Regions from separate parts of the Homo sapiens genome. Here region 1 is linked to region 2. A link is a loop called in an ENCODE intact Hi-C map of the cell type or tissue named here. Cell type or tissue: CD14-positive monocyte. All regions are shown on one strand. Each heading gives the region's core, and the rest is flanking DNA. Links, peaks and the distances in the headings are about the cores only. Region 1 holds the start of LOC105376137 (a long non-coding RNA gene). Region 2 overlaps SEMA4D (semaphorin 4D).

Region 1 (11,443 bases), core at 2,319-7,318, 140 kb before region 2:
ATAAAGAGGGCCCCTGTGACAAAGAGTTGAGGGCAGCCTCTGGCCAACAGCCAGCAGGAAATAAGGCCCTCAGTCCCACAGCACACAAGGAACTGAATGTTGCTGACAACTATGTGAGTGAGGAAGCAGGTCCTTCCTCATTCGAGCCTCAAATGTGACTGCAGCCCCAGCCCACACCTTGGTTGTGGAGGACCAGCTAAGCTGTACCTGGACTCCTGACCCACAGAAACCGTGAGACAATAAATGCTGGTTGTTTCAAGTTGCTTAGCTTACAGTTATATTGTTAGCCTTTGATTACTAATTTAGGCATCTTCCCATATCTGGGCATACTTACCTACTTCTCTTTAAAGCTACATGTATCCCAGTGTGGCTGGGCCATGCTGTATTTAACTTGGGACATGCAGATGGCCTTCTTTATTTTCTACCATTGTATACAGCATGCAGGCACATTCGTGGATCTTGCACTCCTGTAAATATAGAAATGACTCATAAATGTTCTCAGCTAATGGGACTGCACCTGTAAAATTGTGACACACCTATTGCCAAATTGTCCCCCAAAAGGAATATCATGGCGATAGGTTGAGTTTTAACCAGAAAAAAATGCTGAGCAGAACATTCCAGTTGGAGGAGAGTGACTGGGCCCCGACAGATGCCTGGAAAGACCCAGGGCCCCTCTGGGAGAAGGAACCACTCAGGCTGCCTCAGAGAGAGAGCAAAGAGGAGGGAAAGGGCCTAAATGGTTTCACTCAGGAGCCCTTGAAAACAGGGTGAGAAGTTGGAAAATAAAAGTGGGGGCTGTGACGGACTGGTGAATGATTTCCTCAAAGTTGGAAAATTAAGAGTTGATGCCTTTGCCCCTCACTCTCACCAGGTGCAGATCCCCGTCCCTGGAGCTGGTAATGAGGGTAGAAGCTCTCCACTGGACCTTCTGATTTGTTTTCCTCTTATGCTCTCTCTGGGGGAATCATCTGGGTATAGGAAAATGAAATTATTGGGTCAAAAATCATATAAACTTTGAGTAGCACATCCATACAAATATATTCAAGGAGTTTCGTGGAAGGCTTTGGAATCTCAAAATTCCAGTTTTTCTTCTTGGTTAAATCCTCCCACGAAGTCAGCCAGTCCTGGGTCGTGGACTTTGAAACTCAGGGCAAACCAGCAGCATTGGAAGCAGGCTCTCTGCTCCTGCCCTTGTGCTTCCTACCCCAGCTGGGTGAGGCGCTGCCTGGGGCTCCGGGCCTGGCTGGTCCTCTTCGCCGTGCGCCCCGCTTTGCCCTCCCCACTGCACAGCCGGAGGACCTGCTGTCTTGCCATCTCTTCCATGTCCTCTCCTCTTCCTCATGATTCGTGAAGTCATGAACACTGAGAAATGGAAGAAATGGTTAAATCTTTGGAACCAACTACTTCCGCTTTTGTCTTTGTCTCCTCAGAAATTACAGATAACAATTCATAAGGCAAATGTGTCATTAAAGGAAATGGCCACAGGAACCCAAACCGCTGTGAACTCAAGTCACCAGTCACACTCACACTGTCTGGGGCTTAATGGCCCCACTTTCCACAGGGACGTTCACACCTAAGCTTTGAAGTCACCTCTCCACCTGGACAAATGGGAAGGCGCCTGTTTGTCCACCACCCTGTGCTGTGGAAGGCGTGTTCAGAGCAGGCCTTCTGAAGAGAGTCATTTTTCAAAAACACAAGCGACAGTTTGCGCCTCCAGCAGCGCTCCTCCTCCAGTCTTCACACCTGCATCCCCTATCTTCTCCACTTTCCGGTGTCTCTCATGGCTTTCTCCTTCCATCTGTCCTTAGCCTTCTTGTCAGTCTCCCTACAGCAGCGAAACCCGGGCTCAGAGGGAAGGCACTGAATTTTAGGAGGCTCCGGCGTTTTCCCCCCAAGGCAAAAAGACAGCCTAGCTTCCTGGATGCATCCCAGCCTTTTGCTGATGTTAAGGGGATTGCTTGAGTCTTCAATATCTTAAAACTTCAGTAGCTGGAGTGGAGATTTTGGGGACACGAGTGGAAAAGCCAAACACACAGCAGCAGCGCATGTCACACATGCAGTCAGAGTTGGATGGTCAGACCCTGAATCCCACTCAAATGAGGCTGTCTTTCTCTAGTGACTCCAGGTAACCATGGAGACATCAGCAACCCAATCAGCCTGAGCTCTTCCATTCCCAGAATGAATCTGACCCTGCCAGAGTCTCCATCAGACCAGGCGGAGCTCATCCAGGCTTTCTCTCAGGGGGCTGCAGCCGAGACTGAGGCCGGGCAGGGCCATCTCAGTGACCTCTTCACTCACAGGTCCAGCCCCAGGCGGTGGGGACAGGACAGCTGAGCCAGCTCCCACTCTCTCTCTCCTATATCTCTCTCCCTCTCTCCTACATCTCTCTCCCTCTGTGTGTCTCTCTTTTCTCTTTGTGTGTGTCTGTCTCTGTCTTTCTCTTTTTCTATCTCTTTCTGTCTCTTTCTGCCTCACTCTGTATCTCTCTGTCTCTTACTCTCACTCTTTCCTTTCTCTGTGTCTCTATCTCTGTTTCTCTCTCTCTCCCCTCTCTCTTCTCTCTCTCCAACTCTGTCTCTCCTTTCTCTCTGTGTGTATCTCTGTTTCCCTGTCTCTCTTCTCTCTCCTCCTCTCTGTCTCTCTCTTCTCCCTCTCTCTGTCTCTCTCTCTCTGGGTCTGTCTGTCTCTCTCTCCTCTGTCTGTCTGTCTGTCTCTTTCTCTCTGGTCTTTCCATGTGGTTTCTCCACTTGGAGTCCTCTGAATTCTGACTTTTTATATGGAGGCTCCCAGAGCAAGTGTTCCAAGGGCATTGGACACAGAAGTGTGGCCTCTTTTATCTGAGCCTCAGAACTCACACAAAGGTCCATCTGGGTTCAAGGACAGGAACACAGGCTGCACTTCTTGGCCAGAGGACTATTAAAGAATTTGCAAACATGTTTTAGAAGCACCACGCTGCCCACCCTCCCAGCGAGCCTGAGGAGTAGTGGGGGTCCCCAGAGAGGAGGTATCTTTCTGAGACCCAAGATGTTGACTGTCCAAAAGCCTCCCTACCCTTTGCTCTTGGCTGACACGGGAAGACCCTCAGCCCAGGATGCAGCCCAGAAGGAAAGGGCAGAATAAGCTGCTTCCCCAAATCCTTCCTTCTAGCACACCTCCCTCTGCAACCCACAGAGCCCAATGGGCCGCTTTCAACCTCCTCCTATCTGTCTGTCTGGGACCTATGTGGAGGTGACACCCTCCAGCTGTCCTTCCTGTCTCTGCTGACAGATGAGATCATCAGTGAAAGGAATGAAAACATGGGCTTAGGTTGGTTGAAAAGGAATAAATATGTCTGTGTAAAGTATCACTTAGGCTGATTTTTGTAAAAATATTTCCATAAAAGTGATTTTGGCAACAAATATGAGAACGCCCATCTCAGAGGGGCTTCAATAATTGTGACACTTACGGATGCCACAGAAGTGGCCTGGACATGGAAAGTCAGAGCTGGCGCCATTGCTCAATGATGTCCTCCAAGCCAGGCATGGCCTGCCCTTCAGTTTTCACTCTCAGCACAAGAGCTTTAGGGCCATACACTGCTTACCTCCTGGTTACAAAATAGCTATGAGAGCTCCAGGCATCACGTGAGCATCCCAAACCAGAAGGAAGCCATAGGGAAAAAGACCTGGAGGCTTCAGCTGACTTCTGTTTACCTCTCCACGTGCAGAATAGGGTTCTGTGCCACCCCATAACAATCGGTAGCAAAGGGAAGGGGGTTGCTACAGCTAAATAGCTTAAACCAAAGGGACTGCAGGACGCCTAGTTTCTCTGAGATCAAGGGCTCTTTGCCTGCAACTTTAATGCAAAATTGGATTCTTTTGGCAGGAAAGGAAATGAGGAAATTCCATTAAATAGGAAAAGGACAGTGTCTTCCATGAGTATAATCAGGGGATTCCAGATGTTAGACTGGCTTCCTATTTCAGGCAAGGTCTGTGTTTGGAATTCTAAATAAAGTCAAGTCACAATTATCTCTGGAATTAGACAAAGAAAGAGCATGAATAAATGACCAGTAAAGCTAATTGTACCCCAACATTCCAACCCCTTATCCCATTATTCCATTGGCATCCCCATCTCTTATTATATATTTTTTTGAAATCTAATAACAAAGAAAAATGATCTGATGAATATCTACCCAGGAGCTACTCAACAGAATCCTGCTGAGTCACTGACCACCTCCATGTCCTCACCTGCTATCATGCTAGAGTGAGGATGATCAGGTGGATGGACCCAAGGCCAGCAGCAGGACAAGGAGTGAGCCAGCCAGGGCCTGAGTGATTGACTAGCTACGCTAAGAGCTCCAGCAGTTCAGGGAAGTAGTTCCAGTCACTGCAGGTGGTCAAAAATTTTCCTCACTGAGTCTACGAGTTTCACAGGTCTTGGATTTCTTTTGACATTGGGGAGAATTGCACATCATCCATAGGCTGCAGACTTTCTTCCTTTCCTTGCGTGACCATCCTGTGAAAGCTTGCTGGCCTGCACTTGTGTTTCACAGCACTTCTCAGATGGCCCTGTGGTGAGGTATTTGTGTCCATGCCCTGCTAAACGCTGAGCCCCTGGGAAGGGCCTGCACACATCAGTGTGCTCCACACACTGGACATGAATGGGACACACGTCTACCCCTCTGAAGCTGCTCCGTTAACTGGCTCGAAGCCTGCAGACTTTGTTTCCAAGCCATAGGGTTTTACTCCTGGTGCAGGATGAGTAGTTCTTGCAGGCCTCTGACTCTTCTACAAAGAGGAAGTGCCTAAGCTGGGGCAAAGGCAAACCACTTCCTGCACCTGAAAAGCACTGCCACGAAACAGCACTGAGGTCACCGGAGAAGTCACCAAGTCTAAAACACTCTTTTCTGCTCCCACCCTGTAAACGTCTCCATGATTCCTGCCACTCCCCTCCTCTCTCTCTGACCCCTTCAACCCTACGACTCAACAAAGACTACTGAGTGCCTGCCATGCATAAGACACTGAATTCAGTCTGAGCAGGAGGCAGGCCAGGGTGAGAAACACCCGCCTGTCTCCCGTGGGCCACACCCCCTGCAGACTGAGGCATCACTTTGGGCTCAGTCTCAGCCACTTTTTACTTGAAAATGTTATTTTCCAGATCGTTGTTCCTTTTATCTCCAGTAGTTAGAATCATGGAACATCTTTCAGCCAAAATATTGGACACCTCAGCAACACATCCAGAATTTCTATAAGTTTTTTTTTTTTTTTTTTTGAGATGGAGTCTTGCTCTGTCACCGAGGCTGGAGTGCAACAGCATGATTACAGCTCACCGCAACCTCTGCCTCCCAGGTTCAAGTGATTCTCCTGCACCAGCCTCCCGAGTAGCTGGGATTACAGGCATGCACCACCACACCCAGCTAATTTTGTATTTCAGTAGAGATGGGATTTCACCAGGTTGGTCAGGCTGGCCTCGAGTTCCTGACCTCAGGTGATCCACCTGCCTCGGTCTCCCAAAGTGCTGCGATTACAGGCGTGAGCCATCGCACCCAGCCTATAATTTTCTTTTTTATAATTTCTATTTCTTCATTGATATCCTCCATTCAGTGAAACAGTATTTTATACTTTGCTTTGGTTCTTTAAACATATATATATATATATATATATATAGTTTTTTGGGTTTTTTTTGTTTGTTTTTTGAGATAGGGTCTTGCTCTGTCACCCAGGCTAGAGTGCTGTGGTGCAATCATAGCTCACTGCAGCCTCAAAGTCTTGGGTGCAAGCAATCACAAAATTCAGGGCCTGCCTCAGCCTCCTGAGTAGCTGGGACTACCGCCACACACCATGCCTGGCTCATTTTTAAGTATTTTGTAGAGATGGGGTCTCTTGAACTCCCAGGCTCAAGCAATCCTCCTGACTCAGCCTCCCAAAGTGCTGGGATTACAGTAAACATATTTTAAATAGCTGACCTAAAATCTTTGTCTAGTAAGTTTGGCCAATACCTGGGCTTCCCCAGGAACAGTTTCTACTGTCTGCTTTTTCCCCTGCATCTGACAACAGTCATCCTTTCTTGTTTCTTTGCATATTTTTTTTTTTTTGAGACGGAGTCTCGCCCTGTCACCCAGGCTGGAGTGTAGTGGCCTGATCTCAGCTGACTGCAAGCTCTACCTCCCAGGTTCACGCCATTCTCCTGCCTCAGCCTCCCTAGTAGCTGGGACTACAGGTGCCTGCCACCATGCCTGGCTAATTTTTTGTATTTTTAGTAGAGACGGGGTTTCACCGTGTTAGCCAGGATGGTCTCGATCTCCTGACCTCATGATCTGCCTGCCTCAGCCTCCCAAAGTGCTGAGATTACAGGCGTGAGCCACCGCGCCCAGCCTCTTTGCATATTTCTTAACTTTTTGCTGAAAACTGGCATTTTAAATAATGAAACGTGACAACTTTGGAAATCAGATTCTCCCCACTACCCAGGGTTTGTTGTTGTTGTTGTTGTTATTTGTTCAGAGACCTTTCTGAGTTAGTTGTGTGAAGCCTGCACTCTTTGTCATGTGTGGCCACTGAAGTTTCTCCTCAGTTAGCACAGTAGTCAGCTAGCAATTGGACAGAGATTTCCTTAAATGCCTGTATGATGGTTAATTTTCAGTAACAACTTGACCAGGCTAAGGGATGCCCAAAAAGCTGGTAAAACCTTATTTCTGGGTGTGTCTATGAGAACGTTTCCAGGAGAAATTCGCATTTGAATCAGTAGACTGAGTAAAGAAGTTCAACCTTGCGGTGGTTTAAATGTGTCCCCCCAAAAAGCATATGTTAGACATTTAAGCCCCAGTGCACCCCAGTGTTGACAGGTGGGATTTTTACAGGGTGATTAGGCCATGAGGGCTCTGTTCTCATGGATGGATTAATTTGGTTATCATAGGAGTGGGGTCCTGACAAAAGGATTCTCTCTCTTGCCTGCTCTTGCCATTCTGTGCTCTGGCACGGGATGACACAGCAGGAAAACCCTCACCAGAGGTGGGCCCCTTGATCCTGAACCTCCCAGTCTCCAGAACGGTAGAAAGTAAATGTCTGTTCTTTATTAATTACTCAATTGCAGGTATTCTGTTGTATAGCAACACAAAACAGACTAAGACAAGCCTTCATCAATGTGTGTGGGCACCATCTAATCCACTGACGGTGATTTTTGTCCAGATAGAACAAAAAAGCGAGGAAGGGTAAATTTGCTCCCTCTGCATGAGCTGAGACATCTATTTCTTCCTGCCTGCGAACATCAGCACTCCCAGTTTTTGGAGCTATGGAATTGGAGTGGGACTGACAGCACTGGCTCCCTGGGTTCTCAGGCCTCTGGATTTGGACTGAATGATGCTGTGGAATTACACCACTGGCTGGCTCTCCAGCTTGCAGACAAGTAGATCATGGAACTTTTTAGCTTCCATAATTGGGTGAAACAATCCATCATATATCTATCTATCTATCTATCTATCTATCTATCTATCTATCTATCTATCTATCTATCCTATTGGTTCTATTTCTCTGGAAAATCCTGACTAATGCAGCCTGAAGCCAGTATGTCCCCTGATCTTTGCAACAGGGCTCTGTGTATGTGTGTCTGGCATGCCTTCAACATTCAGTCAGCCAGTTAATTGCCAACTCTGCTTTGGCCTTCACTTCCTGCTGGCACAGGGCCTCAAGGTCAGCCAGAGGTGACAGCTCTGGGCCTTCTTAGGTCTTTCCTGAGCCTGCGCACACCTCTGAGCATGGGCACAGCCTTATGCATGCACTGCAAATCACCCCAAGCTAGTAGCTTAAGACAACACCATTGTATCATATGACATTTCACAATTGTAGGGTCAGGAATGTGAGGAGGACTAAGCTGTGTGAGTTGCTGTATAGGGTGTTTCATGTGGTGATAGTCAGATATCAGTGGGGCTGGAGTCATCAGAAGGCTTGACTGGGCCAGCCATCCGGTGACTCACCCACCTGGATGGACACTGATGCTGGCTGCCAGCTGGTAGCCCGGGGTTGTTGAATGGATCCTCTCCATGTAGCCTTTTGCTGCAGCCTGGGCTTCCCATGGCATGGTGGGCTGAGGAGGCTCAGGCTTCTTATTTGGTGGCTCAGATCTCCAAGAATGAGGGCTTCAGCAAGCCCCGCAGGAGGGAGCTGTCAGCCTTTGATGACCTGGCCTTTGAAGTCACAGGCACCATTTGGTTGTACTCTTTGTTGGTTGGTACTCTTGGTTAAAGCAGTCTGAAAACCTCCTTTTGCTTCTCATGCCACCCTGGGGGCTTTCCTGGGACATGCCCCGGCTGCATGAGGACTGAACCATCAGCTCGTGAGAAGTGAAGATTTTAGTCCAGGAGGGCAGGGCCTTCTAGAGTTTGCTTCTTGACCTGTTGCAGACACACAGTTGAGCCCTCCCAGATCTGGTGAAGGGAACAAAACTCACTCCCTGCCCAAGTTCCTGTTCTGGCCTAGTTTCTCTGCATCCCTGAGGCTACAGTTTCCAAGAAGGCCAATTCTTTCCAAAACCAGACTCAAGGCTGCATTTAACACCAAGGGCTTTCAGTTATTTCTGTGCATCTGACAATCTGGAGACCCCTTCCTTCCCCCTCCCCAGAAAGGAATCGGGTTAAGATTTGCCAAGACTCAACAAAGCACAAAAAGGAAGTGATCTCTCTGTGAAAGGTCTCACTCAGGTGCTGGGCTGTACCATCTCCCAGCTCCAGGCCCACCCTCATGTACAGACAATCAGGGGTGGGAGAGTGGCTGTGCCTCGCACTAAGGACAGATGTGCTAGGGCCTCACCTGTCACCCTCCTGGCAGGGGTCACCAGGCTTTCTTGAAGTCTCCTCAAGCTGAGATTCACACTCATTTTCCAAAGGTCTAGCAGCAGATATGCAAAGATCAACTACGTGCTTGTCAGGAACAGGTAGCATTTTCTGCTGTCAAGGGCAAAAAGATACTATCCCGAGGGCTGGTATCCCAGGAGGCAGAGGATCCAAGATACAGCCATCTCTCCTTCCTCCAAGCCTGTGCTGTGTGTTGCGCCCTTACCCGGATGGCATGGAGGCAGTCTCTGACCTCCCCTACCCTCCCTGCCCCTCTTCACATTTCCTTCCCAGGCACCCGACCACAGGCATGGAGGCTAAAGGCCCTTGATGGACATCAGTGAGCCTTCAGCACCTTGAACACAGTCCGTTATCATAGTGATGCATCTGCAGCCCCTCTGGGGTGTCAAGGGCACTGGGGCCACAGACAGCAGCCCTGCAAGGTGTGTAGGCTGCTGTTCCTGCCCAGGACAAAGAGACAGCCTCCAGGCCCCCAACCTTCTGTTCATGGAGATGATCTACTTTGCTTGTTTTAGATGTTGGGACGCACATGTTTTGTTTGTTAAAAAAAAAAAAAAAAAAAAAAAAGCCTGGCTAAAAAAGGCTTAAAGACACATATGTGGCCCATAAGCGTATGAAAAGATGCTCAATATCACTAATCATTAAGAAAATGCATATCAAAAACCACAATGAGATACCATCTCACACCAGTCACAATGGTTATTATTAAAAAGTCAGAAAATAACAGATACTGGTGAGGTTGTGGAGAAAAGGAAAGGCTTACACACTGCTGTTAGGAATGTAGATTAGTTTGGCCACTGTGGAAAGCAGTCTGGTGCATTCTCAAAGAACCTACAATAGAAGTATCATTTGACCCGGCAATTCCGTTACCCAAAGAACCATAAATGATTCTGCCATGAAGACACATGCACCTGTATGTTCACTGCAGCACTCTTCACAATAACAAAGACATGGAATCGACCCAGATACTCATCAGTGGTGGACTGGATAAAGCAAATGTGGCACATACACATAATGCTACACAGCTATTAAAAAAAAACAACAACAACGAGATCATGGCTTTTGCAGCAACATGGATAGAACTGGAGGCCATCATCCTAAGTGAATTAACACAAGAAGAGAAAATCAAATACCACTTGTTCTCACTTATAAGCAGGGGCAGGTGCATCAGCTCACACCTGTAATACCAGCATTTCCATAGGCCAAGGTGGGCAGATGGCTTGAGCTCAGAAGTTCAAGACCAGCCTGGGCAACATGGAAAAATGCTATCTCTACAAAAATTATGAAAATTAACCAGGCTGGATGGCCTGTTCCTGTAGTTCTAGTAACTTGGGAAGCTGCAGTGGGAGGATGGCTCGAACCTGGGAGGTGGAGGTTACAGTGAGTCGAGATTGTGCCACTGCATTTCAGCCTGGGCAACAGAGCCAGACCCTGTCTAAATAAATAAATAAATAAATAAATAAATAAATAAATGGAAGATAAACGTTGAGTACACATGGACACAAAGAAGGGAACAATAGACACTGGGACCTATTTGAGGGTGGAGGGTGGAAGGAGGTTGAGGGCTGAAAAACTACCTATCCTATACTATGCTTATTACCTGGGTGGCAAAATAATCTATACACCAAACCCTCATGACATGTAATTCACCCATATCGCAAACTCACGCATGTGCCCCCTGAACCTAAAATAAAAATCGGAAAGAAATAAGTTAAATTAAAACTTTTTTTAAAAAAATCAAATTAAAAATTTTAAAAAATAAAAGGAAAATATGTCCCAGATAACAAGCATGCATCCTAGTGGACCCCCAGGGGCACGATTCCTTAACCAAGGCTTGGCCTCACTGACTGGGCTTTCTTTCTTCCAGTGCTTGGGGTTCCTGTGGGGAAGACAGTTGTAGGTGAGGGCCCATGCCCACCCCCGCAGTCAGCTCTGGGCTTACTCCCTGGCCCTTCTCAAGGCGCCTTCTCCACCACAGTCTCTCTCTCCTCTCCTCATCCCACTCTTTCATCCCTGAAAGTGTCAAAGCCTCTTAGGGCATTTGGTCCAGAGAAGCCGAGAGCAGCCCGAGGGCTGGGATGAGGGTGGAGACGAAGAACCAGAGCTGAGTGGTCTTCATCTCTCCTTCCTCCAAGCCTGTGGCAGGTGGCTTGCTGTGTGTTGCGCCCTTACCTGGGTGGCATGGAGGCAGTCTCTGACCTCCCCTACCCCCCCTGCCCCTTTTCAGGTTTCCTTCCCAGGCACCCGACCACAGGCATGGAGGCTAAAGGCCCTTGATGGACATCAGTGAGCCTTCAGCACCTTGAACACAGTCTGTTAGCATGGTGATGCGTCTGCAGCCCCCCTGGGGTGTCAAGGGCACTGGGGCCACAGACAGCAGCCCTGCAAGGTGTGTAGGCTGCTGTTCCTGCCCAGGACAAAGAGTGGGAGCCCCAGGCCAGGCCACCCAGAACCCCATCTCTCCCGCTCCTTCCTCACTGGCTGGTGAGATGCAAGCCACAAGCCGAGAGACTAGATGCTCACCTCCTTCTGTCCAGCCATCCCCCGCCCCTGGTGCTCCTAGAACATCCGTCAGCCCTATTCTGTTCCCAAACATCCTTCTTCTCTCATTTGGCCACCACC
Region 2 (11,443 bases), core at 2,112-7,111:
AAACGGCCAGTACCACGCCCTCCCCCTGTCCTACAGCTGGGGAGGTGCGCTGTGCCTCCACCCTCACCTCCTCTCCCCTGATGACAAGCATGGGGTTTTGCTTTTTATTTTGGTAAATACACATCAGATGAAATTTGCCGTCTTAACCATTTTTCATTGTGCACGTCAGTGGCATTAAGAACATTCACGTTGTTTTGCAGCCATTACCACTGTCTGTCTGCAGGGTGCTTTTCATCTTCCCAAACAGAAGCTTTTTACCTGTGAAATACAAACTCTTCATTTTCCCCTCCTCCAGCCCTGGGCAGCCGCCATTCTGCTTTCTGTTTCTGTCTGGGTACCTCATATGAGTGGAATCACACAGTATTTATCCATTTGTAACTGGCTTATTTCACTTAACATAAAGTCCTCAAGGTTCCTCCCTGCTGTAGCAGGGGTCAGGGTTTTCCAAGGCTACATACTCCTCTGTCGTATGTGAATACCGCATTTTGTGAGTCCCGCATTTTGTGTGTGCGTTCATCCCTTGATGGACACGGTTGCTCCCACCTTCTGGCTTCTGTGAACAGTGCTGCTGTGAACGTGGGTGTGCAGATACCTCAAGTCCTTGCTTTCCATTCCTTGGGCGCACACAGCAGATGCGGTTTGCTCGGCCCTCTCTGAGCCCACCGAGTAGGCTGTGTCTGTATTTTCACCAGGACTCCTTGGGATGCTGAGCTACAGCTAGCGTGGCAGAGGGCAAGGAAGGCACTTAGACAGCTCAGTTGCCTCTGATCACGTCCACCGTCACTCCAACCTGCCCTCGGGGTCTGACGCGCACACACAGCAGCAGAGACAGAGATGGGAGCATGAGAGCTGCCTGCAAGGGGACAATCCTCAGGCCCAGGGAAGGCGGAGACAGGGGGCGTCGAGGGGCAGGAGTGCACAGGACAGGCTTGCTCTCAGCGGGCCTCACTCATGCTGCCAGGTGCCTGGTCAGGCTTTTTTTCTTTGCCTTTAAAAATTTTGTCTTGAAATAATTTTAAATTTACAGAAGAGTTTTGATGATTGCACAGAAGGATCTTGAGCGCCCCCACCTAGCTCCACATGTCCGATGTCTCACATAGCCAGTGTGCATTTATCTGAGCCAAGGTGCTGTCATGGTGCAGTGCGTTACCTGAACCCCAGACCCTGGACCCTCCTACCTCCCGCCCACCACATTCCTGGCTCAGCACCTCAGGTTGCACTGGACACTGCATCTCCTCGGCTTCTGCTCTGTTCCTGCCTCCCTGACCTCAGCACTCCTGGAGAGGAGTAGTCTGGTGTTTTGTGGTGTGTCTGGTGTATTCTTGTGATTATCTTGGGGTCGTGGTTTTAGGGGGAGCACCAAAGAGGGCGCTTTCTGGGGATGGGGCATCTGTATGACTCGCACCAGCGTGATGACCTTGGTCATTCTGTCCAAGTCACCACCGTCTTTTTCCATGTCGAGTGTGTCGGGGCATGTAGTCCACACTGGGGGTGGGGGAGAGTGAGCCCCACCTCCCAGGGGAGTCATGTGGGAAACCCCCACAGTCATTCATGCTTATTTGCAGGGACAGACTTGGAGGCTACAGAAATGCCCTGTTCTCCCACCCACTGACATCCACATCGACCAGTGGGTCCTGCCTGCAGCAGTTACAGCTGGCTGTCCTGACGACCAGTTCCTCCTTCCCTGTCCCCTCTTCCCTTCCACAGTCATCCCTTGGTCTCTGTGTGGCGTCGTTTAGTTTTTACAGCTTAGTTTCATTTGGGCTGCAGCCCAGCCCCATCCGGGAGAAGCGGAAGCTGGGGCTGAGTCTCCCGCAGGGTGCAGGAGGTGGTCTGGATCCCCTTGGGACAGGCCTTGCCCCCCAGAGCCCACCCCACCCTCCACAGCTACCCTCAAGCCTCTCTTTGGGGTGAGGAGTCAGGCGGGCCCCACTTGGCCACCCAGGGCACCCTGCTCTGCACTGCATGGTGTTCACGCCACCTCGCAGGTGCCCCCCGCGGGACCCAACAGGACCAGCTGTCCCTTGGAAGTTACCCAGCTTGGCTTTGCTGCCAGAGAATGTTTCCGCCACCTCCACAAGCCGCGCGATGCCCGAACTGTGATCTGGGATGTCATCCTCAATCCTTCCCACAAACGTGGCTCACACATGGCCTCATCTGCCCAGGTCTCTGCTGCTGCTGCTGCTGTGAGGCCAGCGGCGGGCCAGGTTCCCTCTGCTGTGTATTATCACAGTTTCCATCCTTGGGGGCTTTCCCTTTCTCTCGTGGGTCTGTGTCCGCACAGCTGGATGTGTGGCCTGGGGCTTCCTGTATTGGCATCAGGGCCTGTGATCTTCCAACCACACTCTGAAGTTGACTCCGAGCGTATCCTCTGAGGATGAAGGTCGTGTTTCATCTGACTGTAAACCACTAAGTCATGTGTAAATTTGGGAATCTTGTATTGTTAACCAAAAGGTGTCCCCAGGCTGTTGAGGCAGATGCCCTGGGCAGAGGCTAGAGAGCGCGCTCCACGGGCCACCTCCAGGTCTGTTGCACGCCCCCGAGCTTCAGGTGGGTGCACTGCATGTGGGGCACCCTCCTTCCAGCTGAGTTCCGTTCAAAAGCAGTCAGCAGCCCTGGATGCCTGTGTGCTGGGCACTGCTGGTGCCAGGTGGGCTGATGGGATGGACCTGAAGCTGGTGTCACTGGGAACCAAGTGTCCCAGAAGGTGGGAGAGTCTCACCTGCCCTCTGCTGTGGGTGTGGCTGCTCTGGAGCTCGGAGGTTGACTTCCCGTCTGTGAGCTCTTCCCTTTTACATATAGATAAGTGAAAAGCAAAAGGCATTGTTCCTTTTTTATGTTTTGTATCACGATCTCCTCATCCTTTGCATGTCGTCCGTTTGGCATCCCTGTTATGTTAGGCCTCTGCTGGATCCAGACCCTCACGAGAGGCTCCCCGCCCACAGGTGCTCACATTCTGGCTCGGGGGACGAGGTTGGGCTTCGAGGTGGTGTGCTTCAGCCTCTGGCTGCAGCCCCTTCTCACCTATAGTGAGGCCGGGAAGATGACCGGGAGTGCCAGGCTCATGCATCCTCTGCTGCAGGGAGGAGATCTGGAGGTGGGGACTGAACAGCCTCCCCACTGGCTAAGAGAAACACGTGCAGAGAAGCGCTTTGCTGGAGGGCAGGCACCTGTGGGTGCCCAGACAGGGGAGAGAGGGATTTGGACCTAAGGCCCAGTGAGCCCTGACATAGCACGTGGATTCTGCAGGAAGGTCACAGACCTGCCTTGTTTGCCTCTGGTTCTGAGTACCTCTCCTCCTTACTGCAATGTCCCCTGAAGGTACACTCTGGCTGCTTCCCACACACTGGTGCAGAAGCAGAGGCCATGCTCCTGGATGCCTGCTTGCCTGATGCTAGTTCTTCTCTGTCTCATACACGCAGGGCAACAGGTTTGTCTATGCTGGCTCTAACTCGGGCGTGGTCCAGGCCCCGCTGGCCTTCTGTGGGAAGCACGGCACCTGCGAGGACTGTGTGCTGGCGCGGGACCCCTACTGCGCCTGGAGCCCGCCCACAGCGACCTGCGTGGCTCTGCACCAGACCGAGAGCCCCAGCAGGTATGGGGCGGGATGCGCTGCCTGGGGATGTCCCCCATGTGTGTGGGTGAATAACACGTGCCGGTTGTTTTGCAGGGGTTTGATTCAGGAGATGAGCGGCGATGCTTCTGTGTGCCCGGGTGAGTGACTCCTCGACGTCCCATTTCCTTTGGGAGTGGCGAGGTCTTGTAGCCATTTCACGGTGCTTCAGTTCTGTGGCATTTGTGTGTGTTTTGTTTTTCTTTCTCCACTCGGAACAGAGGTCAAGTGTTCTGTAGCAGACTCGTGGTCTTCTCTGTCTTTTTTTCTTGCCGAAAGAGTACTTGAAGCCACTTAGAGTGTATCTGCTTACTGGGAAGCAGTCTCCTTCCAAAACCATCCTGTTTTCTTTCTGCTTAGCTTGGGGCTCATTAAGCAAAACCTAAGCCTGTTATAAATGGGGAGAAAGGAGCCCATGAGTGATTAATCCTCAGGCAGTGTAAGGGCTGGGGTGGTGTTTCCCCTGGGGCTCCCACCTGGGATTCACCCGCCTGTGGATGTCTGAAATAGCACCACACCCAGAGGGAGGGGTGGCATCAGGCCAGATGCCCCTTCCCCAGCAGCCACCTTCCAGGGTGCTAAAGGCAGACTTGACCCTCAGTTCTGTGTCTTCCTGACCCTGACAAGACAGCTGTCATCAGACTAAGAAAGGTTTAGGCAGCTGGGCATGGTGGTACACGCCTGTAGTCCCAGCTACTAGGGAGGCTGAGGCAGGAGGATTGCTTGTGCCCAGGGGTTCAAGGCTCAGTGAGCTTATCATGCCACTGCACTCCAGCCTGGGGTGACAAAGTGAGACCCAGACTCTAAAAAGAAAACAAAAGCTGGCCGGGCACAGTGGCTCATGCCTGTAATCCCAGCATTTTGGGAGTCTGAGGCAAGAGGATCACTTGAGCTCAGGAGTTCGAGACTACCCTGGGCAACGTGGTGAGACCCTGTCTCTACAAAAAATACAAAAATTAGCCAGGCCTGGAGGTGGTCACCTGTAGTCCCAGCTACTCTGGAGACTGAGGTGGGAAGATCCCTTGAGCTGGGGGGGTTGAAGCTGCAGTGAGCTGTGATTGCACCACTGCACTCCAGCCTGGGCAACAGAGCCAGACCCTGTTTCAAAAAAAAGAAAAAAAAGAAAAGTTTAGGCAGGAGGAGAGTGCTGAGATGCACTGAAAGGCCAGTCTTCCTTGCAGCCATTAGCAGAAGCGTCTCGTGTCTGATTCAAAGAGCTGACACTAGGCACAGAACTGGCCTCTGCTCAGCTTCCCCAGCCTGACGCGTTTTCTTCTGGGACACGGGTGAGAAATGGGATTTCTGCTGCTCAGAGCTGCCTCCAATTTCTTTGTCCCCATGGGCTGTCATCCAGGGCTCATCTTTGCTTTTTGGTCACGCATGTCTTTATCTCCTTAGTTGTTCTGGAAGATTCCATGTTGCTACAGTGGGTGAAACTCTTGCGTCATCTTGTGGGTATTTTAAAGAAGTTGTTAAATAGCAAATGGGGATTGTTGACGCTGTGCACGTTTATTTTGATGTTCCAGATAAAAGTAAAGGAAGTTACCGGCAGCATTTTTTCAAGCACGGTGGCACAGCGGAACTGAAATGCTCCCAAAAATCCAACCTGGCCCGGGTCTTTTGGAAGTTCCAGAATGGCGTGTTGAAGGCCGAGAGCCCCAAGTACGGTCTTATGGGCAGAAAAAACTTGCTCATCTTCAACTTGTCAGAAGGAGACAGTGGGGTGTACCAGTGCCTGTCAGAGGAGAGGGTTAAGAACAAAACGGTCTTCCAAGTGGTCGCCAAGCACGTCCTGGAAGTGAAGGTGGTTCCAAAGCCCGTAGTGGCCCCCACCTTGTCAGTTGTTCAGACAGAAGGTAGTAGGATTGCCACCAAAGTGTTGGTGGCATCCACCCAAGGGTCTTCTCCCCCAACCCCAGCCGTGCAGGCCACCTCCTCCGGGGCCATCACCCTTCCTCCCAAGCCTGCGCCCACCGGCACATCCTGCGAACCAAAGATCGTCATCAACACGGTCCCCCAGCTCCACTCGGAGAAAACCATGTATCTTAAGTCCAGCGACAACCGCCTCCTCATGTCCCTCTTCCTCTTCTTCTTTGTTCTCTTCCTCTGCCTCTTTTTCTACAACTGCTATAAGGGATACCTGCCCAGACAGTGCTTGAAATTCCGCTCGGCCCTACTAATTGGGAAGAAGAAGCCCAAGTCAGATTTCTGTGACCGTGAGCAGAGCCTGAAGGAGACGTTAGTAGAGCCAGGGAGCTTCTCCCAGCAGAATGGGGAGCACCCCAAGCCAGCCCTGGACACCGGCTATGAGACCGAGCAAGACACCATCACCAGCAAAGTCCCCACGGATAGGGAGGACTCACAGAGGATCGACGACCTTTCTGCCAGGGACAAGCCCTTTGACGTCAAGTGTGAGCTGAAGTTCGCTGACTCAGACGCAGATGGAGACTGAGGCCGGCTGTGCATCCCCGCTGGTGCCTCGGCTGCGACGTGTCCAGGCGTGGAGAGTTTTGTGTTTCTCCTGTTCAGTATCCGAGTCTCGTGCAGTGCTGCGTAGGTTAGCCCGCATCGTGCAGACAACCTCAGTCCTCTTGTCTATTTTCTCTTGGGTTGAGCCTGTGACTTGGTTTCTCTTTGTCCTTTTGGAAAAATGACAAGCATTGCATCCCAGTCTTGTGTTCCGAAGTCAGTCGGAGTACTTGAAGAAGGCCCACGGGCGGCACGGAGTTCCTGAGCCCTTTCTGTAGTGGGGGAAAGGTGGCTGGACCTCTGTTGGCTGAGAAGAGCATCCCTTCAGCTTCCCCTCCCCGTAGCAGCCACTAAAAGATTATTTAATTCCAGATTGGAAATGACATTTTAGTTTATCAGATTGGTAACTTATCGCCTGTTGTCCAGATTGGCACGAACCTTTTCTTCCACTTAATTATTTTTTTAGGATTTTGCTTTGATTGTGTTTATGTCATGGGTCATTTTTTTTTAGTTACAGAAGCAGTTGTGTTAATATTTAGAAGAAGATGTATATCTTCCAGATTTTGTTATATATTTGGCATAAAATACGGCTTACGTTGCTTAAGATTCTCAGGGATAAACTTCCTTTTGCTAAATGCATTCTTTCTGCTTTTAGAAATGTAGACATAAACACTCCCCGGAGCCCACTCACCTTTTTTCTTTTTCTTTTTTTTTTTTTAACTTTATTCCTTGAGGGAAGCATTGTTTTTGGAGAGATTTTCTTTCTGTACTTCGTTTTACTTTTCTTTTTTTTTAACTTTTACTCTCTCGAAGAAGAGGACCTTCCCACATCCACGAGGTGGGTTTTGAGCAAGGGAAGGTAGCCTGGATGAGCTGAGTGGAGCCAGGCTGGCCCAGAGCTGAGATGGGAGTGCGGTACAATCTGGAGCCCACAGCTGTCGGTCAGAACCTCCTGTGAGACAGATGGAACCTTCACAAGGGCGCCTTTGGTTCTCTGAACATCTCCTTTCTCTTCTTGCTTCAATTGCTTACCCACTGCCTGCCCAGACTTTCTATCCAGCCTCACTGAGCTGCCCACTACTGGAAGGGAACTGGGCCTCGGTGGCCGGGGCCGCGAGCTGTGACCACAGCACCCTCAAGCATACGGCGCTGTTCCTGCCACTGTCCTGAAGATGTGAATGGGTGGTACGATTTCAACACTGGTTAATTTCACACTCCATCTCCCCGCTTTGTAAATACCCATCGGGAAGAGACTTTTTTTCCATGGTGAAGAGCAATAAACTCTGGATGTTTGTGCGCGTGTGTGGACAGTCTTATCTTCCAGCATGATAGGATTTGACCATTTTGGTGTAAACATTTGTGTTTTATAAGATTTACCTTGTTTTTATTTTTCTACTTTGAATTGTATACATTTGGAAAGTACCCAAATAAATGAGAAGCTTCTATCCTTGATTTGGGGAAGACATTCCTTAGCGGAGGCTGTGCAGCCTCCCGCCCCTGCATGGCCCAGGCGGGACAGCTGGGCTCGCTCTTTTCTGTCCGTTTCCTGCTGTGTTTTGCCCTCTCTGGCCTGTGACGTGCTCCTGGCGACTTCTTCCTCAGTGCCCTCTCTTTTCTGTCCTCTCTGTCTCACAGCCTCGTCTCCTAAGCCCCTCCCTCCTCCTGGCTCCTCTTCCCTGTCCTGTCTGGGCCATGTGGGGGACAGGAGGCTTTCCTCTCCCTGGACCCCCTGGCCAGCCTCGGGTGCGGGGCCCGACAGCAGCTCGAGGGTCTCCTTGCTGCCGCCCTTCCTGAGTGACCAGGCACAGCACGTGCACGCCCTGGGGAACTTCTACCTCTTCTGCCAGGCCACAGGTGAGTTGGGCCCTCTCTGTCCCCTGTGCCCTGTCCATCTGTCTCCTCCCACAGGTGGGGGGCGGGCGGGGGCATCCTCCACATCCCTCCACATGTTCCTTTACCTTCCTTATCTGTCCTGGCTGCGTCCCTCGGGTTGAGCCGTTTCACGCTTTCATTGTGGGTCCATCCCGAGGGAAACTGTAGACAGTGTGAAGCCACTTCTAGTGTACAGGGGTCAACCAGTGTTTTCTGTAAAGGGCTAGATATTTAGGCCTTGTGGGCTGCAGGCTGTGTCACAGCCACTAAGCTCTGCTGTTGTATTGTAAAACCAGCCATAGTCAATACACAACGAGTGGTCAGGGCTGTGTGCCAGTAAAACTTTATTTATAAAAATGCACGGTGGGCCAGATTTGCCCCAAAGGCCCCAGTTTCCCAACCTGTGGTATATAGGATTGCTTCTCCCTTAAAAAAAAAAAAAATTTCAAGAGACAGGGTCTCCCTCTGTCACCAAGGCTGGAGTGCAGTGACACAATCATAGCTCACTGCAGCCCCTGCCTCCTGGGCTTAAGCCATCCTCCTGCCTCAGCCTCCAGAGCCAGAGTGCTTCTATTTCTGCTAACAATTTGGAGGTTGATATACGTGGTATTTGGAAATTTTAAAAAATTAAGAGCTTCCAGAATGGGAGTTGTTTTAATGACTTGCTTCGTGGTATTTAAAAGCGGAAAAGATTGGCGGGCATAATCCCCCTGCTTTGGGAGGCCAAGGCAGGAGGATTGCTTGAAGCCAGGAGTTTCACAGCAGCTTGAGCAACATAGCGAGACCTGATCTCTACCCAAAAATGTGAAAAAAACTAACCAGGCTTGGTGGCACGTGCCTTGAGGATTGTTTGAGCCCAGGAGTTTGAGGTTACAGTAAGGTATGATGGTGCCACTGCACTCCAGCCTAGATCACAGAACAAGACCCTGTCTCAAAAATCATCATCATTATAAAAACAGAAAAGATTGAGAGTCTAGTGTACTCCTCTGGGACCTGGAGGCATTTGCCCTGGATTGGAAAATACTCGGATGGGATATCTGCTCTTGAAAGATAGTAGATGTCCAGAACCACACTTCAAAGATGTATCCTGTGCTTCAGGCAGTGCGTGGTAGCCCTGGTGGCCCCTGTGTTGTCATCTGACTGATCAGTAGATACAGAAAGAAAGGAAGTGGCCTGTTAGAGCCTGCCCCGGGGGAGGGATGAAGTTAATGAAGAGGAAAAGCAAACCCAATTGCTCTCTTTTTAAACATGTTAAACACACTGTCAGTAGCTCCTGAGAGTTTTAAGGTGCTGCCCTCTCCTGTTAAACAAGCTCTGAGAGCCCCAGGTGGCCCATGTCTGCTGAGGCCAGAATGTCCCTTGGCAGCCAGCACTGGACAGGAGAAGCTGCCGGTGAGCATGGAGCACTGTGGAGACGGAGCTTTGCTAGGCTGGCTTGTGTGGTTCCTGCCCTCCACTGGGTGCTACGGACCAAGGCTGTGCTGAGCCCCCTGTGGCCGCTCTCACAGCTGAATGGTGCTCCTCGGCCAGCTAGTTTGCCTTGGTGCAGGCATCCCAGAGGACTTCATGTCTCCATGGAGACTGTGTCCTGTCGCAGCACTGGGGTCCTTCAGGCAGACTCAGGAAGCTCCTCCTCGGTGGGGAGGCTGGGAAGCGGGCGGGTCTCTATGAACTGGCCGTGGACCCAGGGCTCCTTTGCGGGCAGATGCAGGCAGGCTGTATGGTCAGGCAATGTTGGTTGGTTATTTATTTATTTATTTTTGAGGCAGAGTCTTGCTCTGTTGCCCAGGCTGGAGTGCAGTGGCACGATCTTGGCTCACTGCAAGCTTCGCCTCCCAGGATCAAGCGATCCTCCTGCATCAGCCCCCCTAGTAGCTGGGATTACAGGCACACCTCACCATGCCCAGCTAATTTTTGTATTTTTAGTAGAGACAGGGTTTCGCCATCTTGGCCAGGCTGGTCTCAAACTACTGACCTCAGGGGATCCACCTGCCTTGGCCTCCCAAAGTGCTGGGATTACAGGCATGAGCCACCATGCCCGGCTGCTGTTACATTTTTAAATGTGAGGCTCCAGGTGTACCCCCTGTAGCTAGGCAGGCATACACACAAGCCCCTGGGGTCAGCAGGGAATGAAAGATGGGTGCCCAGGGAGAAGGGACATCACTGTTACAGCAACAGAAACCACCCCAGATATTTCAACCACAGGGCATTTAACACAGGGAATTGGTTACAAAGGTGATAGAAGGGCTGGGAACAGTGGGAAGGTGAGGTTTCCATTATCAGCCATGGGCAGGAAGAGTGAAGTGTCAAACACTCAGTCTCACTTGCTGTGCCACCGAGGCTGTGGCCGTGTGATCTGCAGCCTCTCCCTGCCCGCCACACTGCCTTCACTGCTGGAGGTCCTACTTGAAGCCACAAAAATGTTTCTTCCTTCCAACTTCCTGTCTCCTGTCAATGACTCCCATGGCCAGACCTAACAGAAAGCTGGCGGTCACAGATGGATATGGGGAATGTAGCTGTGGGCTTGCAGCAGTGTGGCCAGGAGTAGTGTGTAGAGGGTAGGGGAGCTGAGGGAGGAGGGCAGTCCTTTGCCAGTGCTCAGGATGGACTGAACAGATTGAGAACTGAGGCCCCCAGCCCTCCGCCACCCCCTTTTCACGTGGTCTTTACTTTCTCTCCAGAGGCATTTGGCCCCATCTGGGACATTCTCGTTCACTTGTTCCACTGAGGCCACAGCCTGCGAAGGCTGTGAGACCTCCCCAGGGAGCACCAGCTTAGGAGAGAGTGGCTTCAGCCTTTTCAAGGGTGGGCCGAGGCCAGGGCATCATGGGCATGCCGTGAACTCAGAGGGGCTGTGGCTGTGAATTTCCCGAGTAGGCTCCAGGGTTCTGTTGGGGTCTGTAGATGCTTCCTGCGACAGAGGCCACAGTGTGACTTGCAAGTCCCAGAGACTTTCCTGAGGAGAGTGAGTGCCATTTTCTGCCTTGTGGGCCAGGAATGAGCCATTCCAGGTGAGGCCCAGAGCCTGGAGATTGCAATACAGTGCACTCAAGGCACAGGCCTACCGCTTCTGCCTGTGTCCTCCCCCAGCCACCCAGGGCAGGGCTGCTTTGGAACTTGGCTGGGTTTTTCTTTGCTATAATGGCTGTTTTCGTGGTAGCTGTCACAGTGGTTTGGGGGCTGTCTGATTAAAGGGCTAGCAAAGTGTCTTTAGAATATGAAACTTAAGAGGACATTCGTGGCATCTTCAGTTCCCCATGCTGCGTCCTGGTGCCTGTAGCTCTGCTGGGTGACCCTGTGTCTTGGGGAGCGTCTCACCCCCCAGAGAGGGCTGACTGATGGAAGGTCAGCTGGTCAGGGTTGCACTTGGGGACTGGGTCTGCCCCAGAGCTGGTGGAGGCCCATGTGTCACCCAGGAGATGTCCCCACCTGCCCCAACACTTGGCCAGTGCTCAGAAAGTGGCCCCAGGGACTTGGCCATCCAGGAGA

What was found. A loop is a pair of places that touch in the nucleus more often than their neighbours do. Peaks named below come from ENCODE experiments on the same cell type or tissue, not always from the same donor. Only the 100,000 strongest peaks of a DNase experiment are listed, where the experiment ranks them.
Region 1: a loop joins it to region 2, with 2.0 times the contacts of the local background. A loop is called at or near these places in 3 of 110 quality-filtered maps.

Annotation. Positions count from the first base shown.
Region 1 is chr9:89,515,916-89,527,358 of GRCh38, reverse strand. LOC105376137 (a long non-coding RNA gene) reads right to left here and starts at 3,262. Exons shown (of 3, transcript XR_930102.3): 1 at 869-3,262; 2 at 335-467. RefSeq lists enhancers at 4,229-4,338, 4,479-4,558. In CD14-positive monocyte, for the core only: no CTCF peak of the experiment used is centred there; DNase peaks (open chromatin) are centred at 3,208, 4,378 and 4,808; H3K4me3 peaks cover 1,650 bases; H3K27ac peaks cover 3,197 bases.
Region 2 is chr9:89,373,326-89,384,768 of GRCh38, reverse strand. It overlaps SEMA4D (semaphorin 4D), which reads left to right. Exons shown (of 16, transcript NM_001371194.2): 14 at 3,423-3,595; 15 at 3,671-3,714; 16 at 5,140-7,534. The coding sequence ends at 6,065. Among named protein-coding and RNA genes, the nearest start is that of SECISBP2, 61 kb to the right of the region's middle. RefSeq lists an enhancer at 8,734-8,843 and a silencer at 9,314-9,373. In CD14-positive monocyte, for the core only: a CTCF peak has its summit at 5,062; a DNase peak (open chromatin) is centred at 5,048; H3K4me3 peaks cover 913 bases; H3K27ac peaks cover 3,586 bases.